Regions from separate parts of the Homo sapiens genome. Here regions 2, 3 and 4 are each linked to region 1. A link is a contact called in ENCODE Hi-C or POLR2A ChIA-PET data. All regions are on one chromosome and are shown on one strand. Each heading gives the region's core, a stretch centred on a gene start or an enhancer-like site at or near the end of the contact. The rest is flanking DNA. Distances are from core to core; before and after follow the strand shown.

Evidence for each region. A loop is a pair of places that touch in the nucleus more often than their neighbours do. ChIA-PET counts read pairs that join two places held with the same protein, here RNA polymerase II (POLR2A). Pooled maps may share reads with other maps.
Region 2: a pooled map shows a loop between it and region 1 (21-fold over the local background). The contact joins the promoter of RABGEF1 here to the enhancer-like site in region 1. A Hi-C loop is called at or near these places in 1 of 168 maps with a recorded cell type or tissue (Calu3) and 10 of 50 pooled maps. POLR2A ChIA-PET finds 5 or more read pairs at or near these places in 7 of 52 experiments (Caco-2, H1, WTC11 and 2 more).
Region 3: a loop to region 1 is called in a map of naive thymus-derived CD4-positive, alpha-beta T cell, with 25 times the contacts of the local background. The contact joins the promoter of TMEM248 here to the enhancer-like site in region 1. A Hi-C loop is called at or near these places in 1 of 168 maps with a recorded cell type or tissue (naive thymus-derived CD4-positive, alpha-beta T cell) and 7 of 50 pooled maps. POLR2A ChIA-PET finds 5 or more read pairs at or near these places in 1 of 52 experiments (naive thymus-derived CD8-positive, alpha-beta T cell).
Region 4: a loop to region 1 is called in a map of CD8-positive, alpha-beta T cell, with 2.3 times the contacts of the local background. The contact joins the promoter of GUSB here to the enhancer-like site in region 1. A Hi-C loop is called at or near these places in 2 of 168 maps with a recorded cell type or tissue (CD8-positive, alpha-beta T cell and naive thymus-derived CD4-positive, alpha-beta T cell) and 9 of 50 pooled maps. POLR2A ChIA-PET finds 5 or more read pairs at or near these places in 2 of 52 experiments (H1 and OCI-LY7).

Annotation. Positions count from the first base shown.
Region 1 is chr7:66,412,106-66,414,805 of GRCh38, forward strand. No RefSeq gene overlaps it. Among named protein-coding and RNA genes, the nearest start is that of LINC00174, 13 kb to the left of the region's middle. Within about 2 kb of position 1,451, at least 16 of the 41 ENCODE cell types and tissues checked have a DNase peak (open chromatin) inside an H3K27ac peak, as active enhancers do; they include CD8-positive, alpha-beta T cell, where a contact is called at or near this core.
Region 2 is chr7:66,739,467-66,742,166 of GRCh38, forward strand. RABGEF1 (RAB guanine nucleotide exchange factor 1) reads left to right here and starts at 1,267. Exons shown (of 9, transcript NM_014504.3): 1 at 1,267-1,326. RefSeq lists enhancers at 881-930, 944-1,610 and silencers at 1,061-1,330, 1,351-1,490.
Region 3 is chr7:66,919,809-66,922,508 of GRCh38, forward strand. TMEM248 (transmembrane protein 248) reads left to right here and starts at 1,417. Exons shown (of 7, transcript NM_017994.5): 1 at 1,417-1,653. RefSeq lists a silencer at 1,459-1,708.
Region 4 is chr7:65,980,937-65,983,636 of GRCh38, forward strand. It overlaps GUSB (glucuronidase beta), which reads right to left and starts at 1,277. Exons shown (of 12, transcript NM_000181.4): 1 at 1,038-1,277. The coding sequence starts at 1,247. RefSeq lists an enhancer at 1,323-1,452.

The DNA of each region.
Region 1 (2,700 bases), core at 201-2,700:
GCTCTATCCCCCAGGCTGGAGTGCAGTGGTGCAATCTCGGCTCACTGCAACCTCCGCCTACTGAGGTCAAGCAGTTCTGATGCCTCAAACTCCCAAGTAGTGGAGATTGCAGGTACATGCCACCATACCCGGCTGATTTTTGTATTTTTAGTAGAGATGGGGTTTCACCATGTTGGCCAGGCTGGTCTCGAACTCCTGAACTCAGGTGATCCGCCTGACTCAGAAACCCAAAGTGCTGGGATTACAGGCATGAGCCACCACGCCTGGCCTTCTGCTCTTTCTTATTTTGCCCACCTAATGTAAGAAAACTAAGGTAAAATACATTTTTTAAGCAAACTAAAAGGAAGCTCTCTAGGTGGTATGGCTACTATACTCAGGAGACTTTAACTTCCCTTGACCCAAAAATGGCTATCTGGAAGTCAGCATCCTCAGAGTACACTTCAGATGCAAACTAGAATACATCAGTGTAAACTAAGGAAGTCCACAGCCTTTGCTTGAGTAAAACTAGATGCAACAGGCCGGGCGCCGTGGCTCACGCCTGTAATCCCAGCACTTTGGGAGGCCGAGGCGGGCAGATCATGAGGTCAGAAAATCAAGACCATCCTGGCTACCACGGTGAAACCCCGACTCTACTAAAAATACAAAAAAATTATCTGGGCTTGGTGGCGGGCTCCTGTAGTCCGAGCTACTGGGGAGGCTGAAGCAGGAGAATGGCATGAACCCGGGAGGCGGAGCTTGCAATGAGCCGAGATCGCGCCACTGCACTCCAGCCTAGGCGAAAAAGCGAGACTCCGTCTCGGGGGGGAAAAAAATACACCAAGCGTGCACCACGCCTGGCTAATTTTTGAAACTTTTCTACAGACGGGGTTGCGTCACGTTGCCCAGGGCAGTCTCGAACTCCTTAGACCAAGCCATCCTCCCCCTCGGCCTCCCAAAGTGCTGGGATTATAGAGTCCAGCCAGCCTCATGTTTTCTTTAAGCAGTCCCTCCCTGTTGCACAGTTGGATAGTTTATTTTTTTATTTTTTTAGACATGGTTTACCTCAGTCTCGCAGGACGGAGTGCTGTGATGGGATCACAGCTCATGGCAGCCTTGAACCTTGGGGTTCAAGGAGCTGGGAAGTTGAGGTGAAACTACTGAGACTGGGTCGCGCCACGTTGCTGAGGCTGCTCTTTAACTCCTGGCCTGAAGGGATCCTTCCGCCTCGGCCGCATCCAGACATAGTTTTCTAGTTTTGACCCACAGAAACAGTGCTGGGTCGGAGTTTGTCAACTACCCATCTCCAGACAGCAACACAAAGGACCTGGCAGGGAGGTCGCGGTTACCAAGCTCCACTCTAAGGAGAAAACAGCCTAGCTCCAGGCACTGTACCGTCACTGTGACGTCGCGGAAGGCCCGGTGCTGTGACATCGCCGAAGACACGCGCCTTCGGCGAACGCCCGTCCCCGTGACGTCACCAGAGGTGCGCCCAATCGGAACTCGAGGCGGGGCTGCGGGGGAGGGGGGCCTGGGTCTTCCAGAAGCGCGCATGCGCAGGCGGGTGGCCACAGGCAGCTGTCAGCTTCTGCAGGCTCGGACCCGGCGGCAGGCAACAATAAGCTACAAGGGGAGCTTTACCACTGCCTGGATTACTACTACCTGCGCGTTGGGCGCAGCAAGGGCTTGACGCTACTGGAGCACGCGCTGCGCACCAACCTGCTGGCGCCCAGCGGGCACAAGCACAAGGTGGCGCAGAAGCTCCTCAATGGACAGCACAAGCCCGCTAGAGCCAGCTGCAGTCCTTGCCACGCACTCGCCTCACCTGAGGCTGTGTAGGTGCGGCCCCCAACACCTAACCCAGCCAGGTACCGGGGACCACAGCAGCGTCCCCTGCCGCCCAGCGCCGCTCATACTGGGCAGGGTTGGCCCCCTCTGAGGCTGCCCCGCATTAGGGAGCTGCACCCCCTAGCTTGACATCTGATGGCTGTTGCAGCAACATTAAAATCTTTGGAAATTTGTAGGGTGGTAGAAGGGGCTAGGAAACGAAGAAAACATCTTATTAAAAATAAAAGCGATCGGGCCAGGCGTGGTGGCTCACGTCTGTAATCCCAGCACTTTGGGAGGCCAAGGGAGGTGGATCACGAGGTCAGGAGTACAAGATCATCCTGACCAGGATGGTGAAACCCCGTCTCTACTAAAAATGCAACAATTAGCCGGGCGTGGTGGCGGGCACCGATAATCCCAGCTACTAGGGAGGCTGAGGCAGAGAATTGCTTGAACCCGGGAGACGGAGGTTGCAGTGAGTCGAGATCGCTCCACTGCACTCCAGCCTGGGCGACAGAGCGAGACTCCGTCTCAAAAAGAAAAAAAAAAGAATTGCTTGAGCCCGGGAGGTTAAGGTTACAGTAAGCCGACATTACGCCACTGCACACCAGCCTGGGTGACAGGACAGAGTGAGATCATGTCTTTAAAAAAATATATATGCAAGTGACAGCTTTTCTTCCAGTGCTAATGCTCAAACTGAGTAAAGTAATTGGGCCGGCCCCGTGGCTCAGGGGCCCTTAATTCCAGCACTTTGGGAGGCTGAGGTGGGCGGATCGCTTGAGCTGAGGAGTTCCAGACTAGCTTGGGCAACATGGTGAAACCCTGTCTCTACAAAAATACAAAAAATTAGCTGGGCATGGTGGCGCGGGCTTGTAGTCCGCACTACTTGCGGGGCTG
Region 2 (2,700 bases), core at 17-2,516, 330 kb after region 1:
AACATGGTGAAACCCTGTCTCGACTAAAAATACAAAAAAAAAAATATGAGCTGGGCGTGGTGGCGGGTGCCTGTAATTCCAGCTACTTGGGTGGCTGAGGTGGGAGAATCGCTTGAACCTAGGAGGCGGAGGTTGCAGTAAGCCGAGATCGCACGACTGAACTCCAGTGTGGGCGACAGAGTGAGAGTCTCAAAAAAAAAAAAAAAAAAAAAAAAAATAGACTGAAAAATTACGCAACCTGTCCAAGAACACTACAGCGACAATTAGCAAAGCTGGGATTTTAACCCAGGTCTATCTCACAGCCACAGCATAGTATTTTCTTTTTTTTCTTGCTGTGACTGCACGTTACGCCATACATGGCATTCAGGACGCAGAGGAATTAGTATTTACTGTTTTTAACATTCCTTACATGGGAATCACGTAAAGAATCAGGTAAACAGGATTCAATTTGTGACTCAACCATTAATACTTTGTGACACTGGCTAATTTATTTCACTTCTGGATGTCGGTTATGTTTTTTTTGAGACAGGATCTCGCTCTGCTGTCACCCGGCCTGGAGTTCAGTGGAGGGATCTCTGCACCGTCAACTTCCTGGGCTATCAAGCGATCCTCCCACCTCAGCCTCCCTGGTAGTTGGGACCACAGGTGCCCGCCATCATGTCCGGCTGATTTGTAAAATTTCTTTTGTAGAGATGGTGACCTTGCTCTGTGGCCCAGGCTGGTCTCGAACTCCTGGACTCAAGCGATCCTCCTGCCTGGGCCTCCTAAAGATTCAGCTGCTTTTGGATCAACCGATCGCCTTAAGACCTTTTAACTCGAACACCTGTCACATCCTAGGATCCGCGAAGGACTGAAACAGAGTTTCTGAAGCGTCCCTCGGCGCAGTAGCTCCGCTCCACCTCCCATTCGCGCTACCACCGCGGCCGCAGCCCCAGGAGTCGCCGCGGAGCCAGCGTCGCCCTCCAGCTGTTGCGCGTCGGAAGCCGGAAGCAGGGACTGAGCGACAGACTAGGAAACGCCGGTTTCTCCGGGGCTCCCCAGCGCCCCACCTTTACCCCGGAGGCCGCCCTCTTCCATTTGCTCTTGGGCGTCAGGGCGGTACCCCACTCCGCTCGACCCTTTGGATCCACTCGCACTTCCTCCCGTCCAGAGTCAAAGGCCCCGGAAGTGACGTTTACGCGCCGCGCGTAACGTGCGTTCGCTGGCGGTGCCGGGGGCGGGGCGAGCAGGAGGGTGGGTGTGAGGCGGGAGCTGGCCGCGGAGCCCAGACCTACCCGGGCGAAGCGGGCGAGCGGTGGTTTGGACGCCGGCGGAGACGCGGGCGAGGTACGGAGCGGACGGACTGGGGCTGAGAGCTGCTCGGCTCTCAGCTACAGGAGCGGGGCGGCGGGGCGTCTCGGGCTGGGGGTGGCAGGGCGGTCGGTCCGTGCCATCCGCGCGGCTGGGGCAGTTGCGCGTCGGTGCCTCCCGCTGTCCTTCGTCCCACATTCCGTCTCCGTCAGCGCCGCCTTCCCCGTTCCAGGCCGCCCTCGGCTCCCTTAATCCTCAGAGTGCGGCCTCTCCGTCCCAGACGCTAGTTGCCGGGATCTCCAGCGCCAGCCGAGCCCCGACGGCCTGACGCGGAGCATTTCCTGGCCGCCTCCCTCTCCGGCGGCTCCCCTCGCCCCGGCTCCCACCTTCCGTCCAGGCCGCTGGCTCCGAAGCAGCGTCTGTGGTCGCACGGGGCCCCTCCCACAACCTCCCCGGAAAGCGCTGGTATGGGACGCTCGGACCCAGACCACAGCCCCCGGCCGCGGCAGGGGCGCGGGGACTTGATCCCACGTCACCCTAGGGGGCAGAAGTGTCCCGGAGTTGGGAGGGGATTTGAAGCCTGTGGTCCTGACTTCCACCCCGTGGCTGAGGGCGAGGCTGCGGGGCCGGGGTTAGGAGCAGAAGTCCCTGCTTCCGAACCGTCTGGGAGGAGAGCCGAGGGATGCCCATCACGGCAGTTTAGGGAGAGAGAGGGAGGGACTCTGCCGCTTTGGAGGCTAGGTCATAGGCAGCTGGCGGTGTCTCAGCGCGGGTGACCAATCCTTGCGGTTGGGAAATGTGTCGTGGGCGCCCGTGGGCTCGTTTTGCCTTTGAGATTAGGTAGGAAATTTTCCCAGGACGAGTTTACCGGAGCACCTTGGGAGTTGGTTTTTGGCCTGGAGAGCTGCTTTCCCCCCTCTAAACCTAGAACTGCTTTGTTTTTATTTATTATTTTTTTCGACATGGGATCTCACAGTGTTGCCCAGGCAGGTGTGAAACTCCTGGCCTTAAGTGATCCTCCCGCCTCGGCCTCCCAGAGTGTTGGGATTATAGGCGTGAGCCATTGCGCGGCTTTAACTGCTGTTAAAGAGTGTGTTCCGGCCGGGTGCGGTGGCTCACGTCTGTAATCCCAGCATTTGGAAGGCCAAGGCAGGCGGATCATGACGTCAGGAGCTTGAGACCATCCTCCCTAACACGGTGAAACCCCGTCTCTACTACAAATAAAAAAAAAAAAGAAAAAGAAAATTTGCCGGGCATCGTGGCGGGCACCTGTAGTCCCAGCTACTCTGGAGGCTGAGGCAGGAGAATGGCATGAACCCGGGAGGCGGAGGTTGCAGTGAGCCGAAATCGTGCCACTGCACTCCAGCCTGGGCGACAGAGCTAGACTCTATCTCAAAAAAAAAACTAAGA
Region 3 (2,700 bases), core at 167-2,666, 510 kb after region 1:
CGATGGTGCACATCTGTGGTCCCAGCTACTCAGGAGGCTGAGACAGGAGGATCACTTCAGCTTGGGAGGCCGAGTCTGCAGTGAGCCATGATCATGCGACTGCACTCCAGCTTGGGTGACAGAGCAAGACCTTGTCTCAAAAGCAAGAACAACAAAACTTTATTACCTTTAAAGCACCCTGTACTCCTCCCCCATCCCATTCCCCTAACACTTAACATGAAGTTTATACATCTTTTTCTCATGCTTCATGTCAGTTCAAACAATTATGTATGCATCTCTAAACAATATGTTATGAACTTGCCTGTTTTGAATTTTACATAATGGAAATATGTAGCAGTGTACCATTTTGTGATTTGGTCCCTGCCAATATAGTCTGCAATTGACTACCATAATTGTGTGAGCTGTATTAAATAATTTTCACTGGTCTTTTGTACCCGATTAAACACGAAGATGGGCCAGGCGTGGCAGCTCACACCTGTAATCCCAGATCCTCCCGAGGTGGGAGGATCACTTGGGTCCAGTAGTTCGAGACCAGCTTGAGTAACATAGGGAGACCCTGTCTCTACAAAAACAAACCAAACCATGAATATATCAAAGTTGGTTTTTACATTTGACTGTATGGACATCTGCTTTTTCTCCCCAATTTTTAGTGAGTCATACTGCTGCTAAAAACATTGGTGTTGCTATGAGCATTATTTTGTCTACTTGTGCATAGGTGCAACTGTTTCTCCAGGGTAATATATTCTCAAGAGAGGATGTGTATATCTTTAAGTGTACTGCATAATGCCAAATTACTTTGCAAAGTGATTGTACAAAATTATACTTTAAAAATTTTCATTTTCATTTTATTTTATTTATAAATAGAGTCAGAGACTCCCTATGTTACCCAGGCTGGTCTGGAACTCCAGGACTCAAGCGATCCTCCTGCCTTGGCCTCCCAAAGTGCTGAGATTACAGGCCTGAGCCACCGCGCCTGGTCCAAAATTACATGTTTATCAGCAGTGATTAATATACAAGCACATCAACAGACACACGCATAGCACACACATGAGCATGCACACGTGTGCGCACTCCCTACACATCTACGCATGCACACACCCATACCATCACACACCACACACGCGCACACAGATGCACATACATGCACTCACTGCACACACCGTTGTACACGATGCACACTACAAGCCACATACACGCACTACGCACACACGCACACGCACAACACCAGACCGGCACACAGACCCATAAACGTCCATCACGCACTCCACGCACGTCCGCATGCACGCTACCCGTCCCGGAAGCGTGGTCTCCGCCGCCTGCCTCTGACGAAGCTTGTCCCGGCCGCGCCACCGTCGGACGCCCGGGGTCGGAGGTCACGGCGGCGTTGGAGGTGGCGTGGTTTTTTTTTTTTTTTTCACCCGGAAACCGCGGTTGCCGGAGCCCGAACTGAGGCGGCGGCGGGAGCCCGGTTGGCGTCTGGTCTTCGCGTCGGCCCCGCGGAGCCAGACGCTGCCCCCGGCGCGGGGAGAAGATGGTGCCTAGCGGCCTCGGGCCCGCCACGCGCCGCCACGAGTGAGCCCAGCGCGACCGCGGGCGTCCGCCGAGCAGCTGGCCCGGCTGGGCCCGGGGCGCGCAGCTGCCCGCCGGGGCGGGGTGAGCCGGGGCTGGAGGGCGGGCTGGGGTCGGGCCCAGTCGGGGCTGCCCGCGGGGCCGGGAGCGGGGAGCGTGCTGGTCGGGAGCGGCTCCTCCGCCGGCTTTTTTCACCGCTTCTCAGGGTGCAGACCCCGCCCCAACTGCTGGCGGGGGTCGCCCAGCATCGGCCGACCTCGGCCTGGTCCCCCCACACTGGGGTTTGCCCACTCGCGTCCCCCGAGCCAGGGTTCCCTGCCGGCCTTGGAGATGGCGGGACTTCCCACGTCTGGAGCCGAGGCCTGGATAATTCGGATTTGGCACGGGAAACATCTTGGTCGTTTGCCATTTTTCGGCTTTGGGGAGTGTTTGCGTTTCTTCTCCGTTTGGCAGTGAAACACATCTCAGAAAGGTGGGAGGGAGAGACTCACGTACGTCCACAAAGTTAAATGGCATAGTGGTGTTCCCTGTGTCAAGCTTGGTAAATATCCGGAATGGGGTGGATTCTTTCTTCATGTTTTTAATAAAATGAGGAGTGATCGCAAGGTAATCTAGAGGCATGTAGTTTCAGTTCCCTTGATGGGGACCATCAGAAATAAAACCAGGCTTGTTGTGCTGTTTTGAGTCGTTTGAACGCCGTACCCATCGGACAGCTGGTGAGGAGGCCTTTGTGGAAGAATCTGATGTCTGAGTTTAGTTCTCAACTAGCAGGTGACAGCCCTCACTGGCTGATGAATGGTGAGCTTCTCTGAAGCCTGCTTTGTAAAGATTGTGGCTTCCGCCTGAACTGCTTCTTTCCTGCCTCAAAGGTGAGCCGCTACGGGAGGGAATGGGAAGAAAAACTCCGAGACTGCTGATGAATATGTGATAAAGTGGTTTGTCTCGATAGCACCATCAGCTTGGGTCAGCTTAGGGTCTCAGCATGTGTATCTCATTTGTAGATGAGTGTTCCATCAGCGCTTGACCGATAAGGGTGTCCATCTACTTCCTCTTTTCATCTAGGGATTCTGACAGGAAATAGACCTGTCGCGCACCTAAGGTATACTTAGGTGTGCATTGACCCTAAGTGCA
Region 4 (2,700 bases), core at 27-2,526, 430 kb before region 1:
GGTGGCGTCCTGGGCCTGATGTCATGTCCTGTCCTCTATGTGAACCTTGAAAACCAAGGGACTTCCTGCCTCGGCAGAGCTGACCTCAGGACATCTAAACTGTCACCTTCTCCCGATCCCCGGGCCCAGCTCTGTGCAGTGCATGCCGCTGTGGCCAGAGTGTGTGGGTGGCTCATGCCAGTAATCAGCGCTTTGGGAGGTCAACGTGGGAGGATGGCTTGAGGCCAGGAGTTCGAGACCACCCTGGGTAAATAGTGACACCCTGTATCTTTTTTTTTTTTTTAAGTTTTTTTGCCTTTTTTTTTTTTTTGGAGACGTAGTCTCACTATGTCGCCCAAGTTGGAGTGCAGTGGCATCCTGATCTCAGCTCACTGCAACCTCTACTCCCGGGTTCAAGCAATTCTCCTGACTCAGCCTCCCAAGTAGCTGGGATTACAGGCATGAACCACCACACTTGGCTAATTTTTATATTTTTAGTAGAGATGAGGTTTCACCCTGTTATGTTGGCCAGCCTGGTCTCAAACTCCTGGCCTCAGGCGATTCGCCCGCCTCCACCTCCCAAAGTGCTGGGATTACAGGTGTGAGCCACCGAGCCCAGATAATTTTTTTTTTTTCAATTAGCCAGGCGTGTTGGCACCCCCTAAATTGCAAGGCTGGGGCGGGAGAATCGCTTGAGCTCAGAAGTTAGGCTGGCGCCACTCCGCCCCAGCCTGGGAAACAGGTGCAAACCCAGTCTCAAAAAAATTTTTAAAAATTAAAAATAAATATTGAAAGGAAGGATACTGCACAGACTCAGCCTTTACCTCGGGAAAGGGCTCGGCAAGAGCCTTTTCTCCTCCTGCCTAATCCGCCCCGGCCCTCCAGGGTGCTCCTGTTCCCCCGTCCCCCAAGCCGGCGCCCCCAAGCCCGTTGACCTTTAACCTCCTGCGGGCCCCAGCTCGGAGACGCCCAGGGGAAGAAGTCTGCGGGGGGCCCGGGCTCCCCTACTCCCACCGCCGGGCTTTCGGGCGCCTCCCGGCCCTGCCCCGAGATCGCACCTCCCACAGCGGCCGCCGGTACCACTGCTCCTCGAAGCCCCGGCGTCGGTTGTCAGAGAAGTCGGCGCGGAAGCTCCAGAGGCCGTCCAGCTCCTTGCACTCCCGCGACGGGCTCTCCTGGGGGTACAGCATCCCGCCCTGCAGCCCCAGCGCGCAGCCCCACAACAACGGCCCGAGCGCCGCCCAGGCAACCGCCGACCCCCGGGCCATGCTTCCCGGTCCCCCGCTCGGCCACCGTCTGCGGCGCTAAGAAAAGCGCGGGAGGTGCCCGTAGGGCGGGTCGCGTGACGCGCCGGTGTCGTGATGCGCCTGAAGCCATCCGCGCCATCTTGGTTGAGGACGAGTGCCAGGCCTGGAGGGGCGGGGCCGGGCGCTGCCCGGTAGGGCTTGTGGCTGGAACCCCAGGCTAGGCCTTTGGGGAAACGGGACCCTCACCCTCAGCCCCAGCCGATAAGGGCGAGGTCTGCTCCCCACCCCGACCCAGGCTGGACGATCCAGGGCCGCAGGCCAGAACAGAACCCCTGAGATCGGTGGGATCCCCCTGTTTCTTCAAGGAGCACCTCCACTTGCTTTTCCCAGCAGGAATTCAAGGAGGCCCCAGCGGCGCCTCTTCCATGCCTGTCTGATGCAGCCTCTTGCAGGGATGCACGTCCTTGGGATGCGGCCATAGCCTTGACCCTGGGCTTCTGGAGCCCTGACCTTAACCCAGGGGCCAAGAGCTCCCTCTTGGTGTTGCAGGCACATAAAGATGCAGGGAGAGAGGCCAGGTGCACTTTGGGAACCCGAGGGGGGCAGATCACTTGAGGCCAGGAGTTCGAGACCAGCCTGGCCAACGATAGTGAAACCCCGTCCCTATTTTGTAAACATACAAAAAAAAAAAAAAGAATTAGCGGGGCGTGATGGTGCGTGCCTGTAATCCCAGCTACTCAGGAAGCTGAGGTAGGAGAATCGCTTGAACCCGGGAGGCAAAGGCTGCAGTAAGCCGAGATCGCACCACTGCACTCCAGCCTGGGCAACAGAGCGAGACTCTGTCTCAAAAAAAAAAAAAAAATTGCAGGGAAAGGGTGCCCTGCGGGACCCCAGTTTACTCCAGTAGGGAAGGCACCGTGTGGGAGAGGTAGAGGAGGAGATCTGGAGACAGCAAAGGAGACATAGATTTATGGAGGGGACTTTCATACAGGGACGGTGCAGTGGCCATTGCTGGACATGAGAACCACTACCATTTGTAAAAAGCATGCAGCTTACATAACATTTTCAACTAGCATCCTCGACCTGTTACTGGTGGAGTTCCGGGTGGTGAATCCCTACACATCAGCAACAACCTCAATTCTTGCCTCCTCAGAAGAAAGAATTGCACTGAGGGGCATAAGGCAGAAAGCCAGAGGGAGGTAAGCTGCAGAGCAGTAGTAAAAGCTTGTTAAAAAGCAGGCCAGTGCTGAGCGTAGTGGCTCACACCTGTAATCCCAGCACTTTGGGAGGCGGAGGTGGGGGGATCACGAGGTCAGGGGTTTGAGACCAGCCTGGCCAATATGATGAAACCCCATCTCTACTAAAAAATTAGCTGGGCATGGTGGCATGCGCCCGTAGTCCCAGCTACTCGGGAGGCTGAGGCAGGAGAATCGATTGAACGCGGGAGGCAGAGGTTGCAGTCAGCCGAGATCGC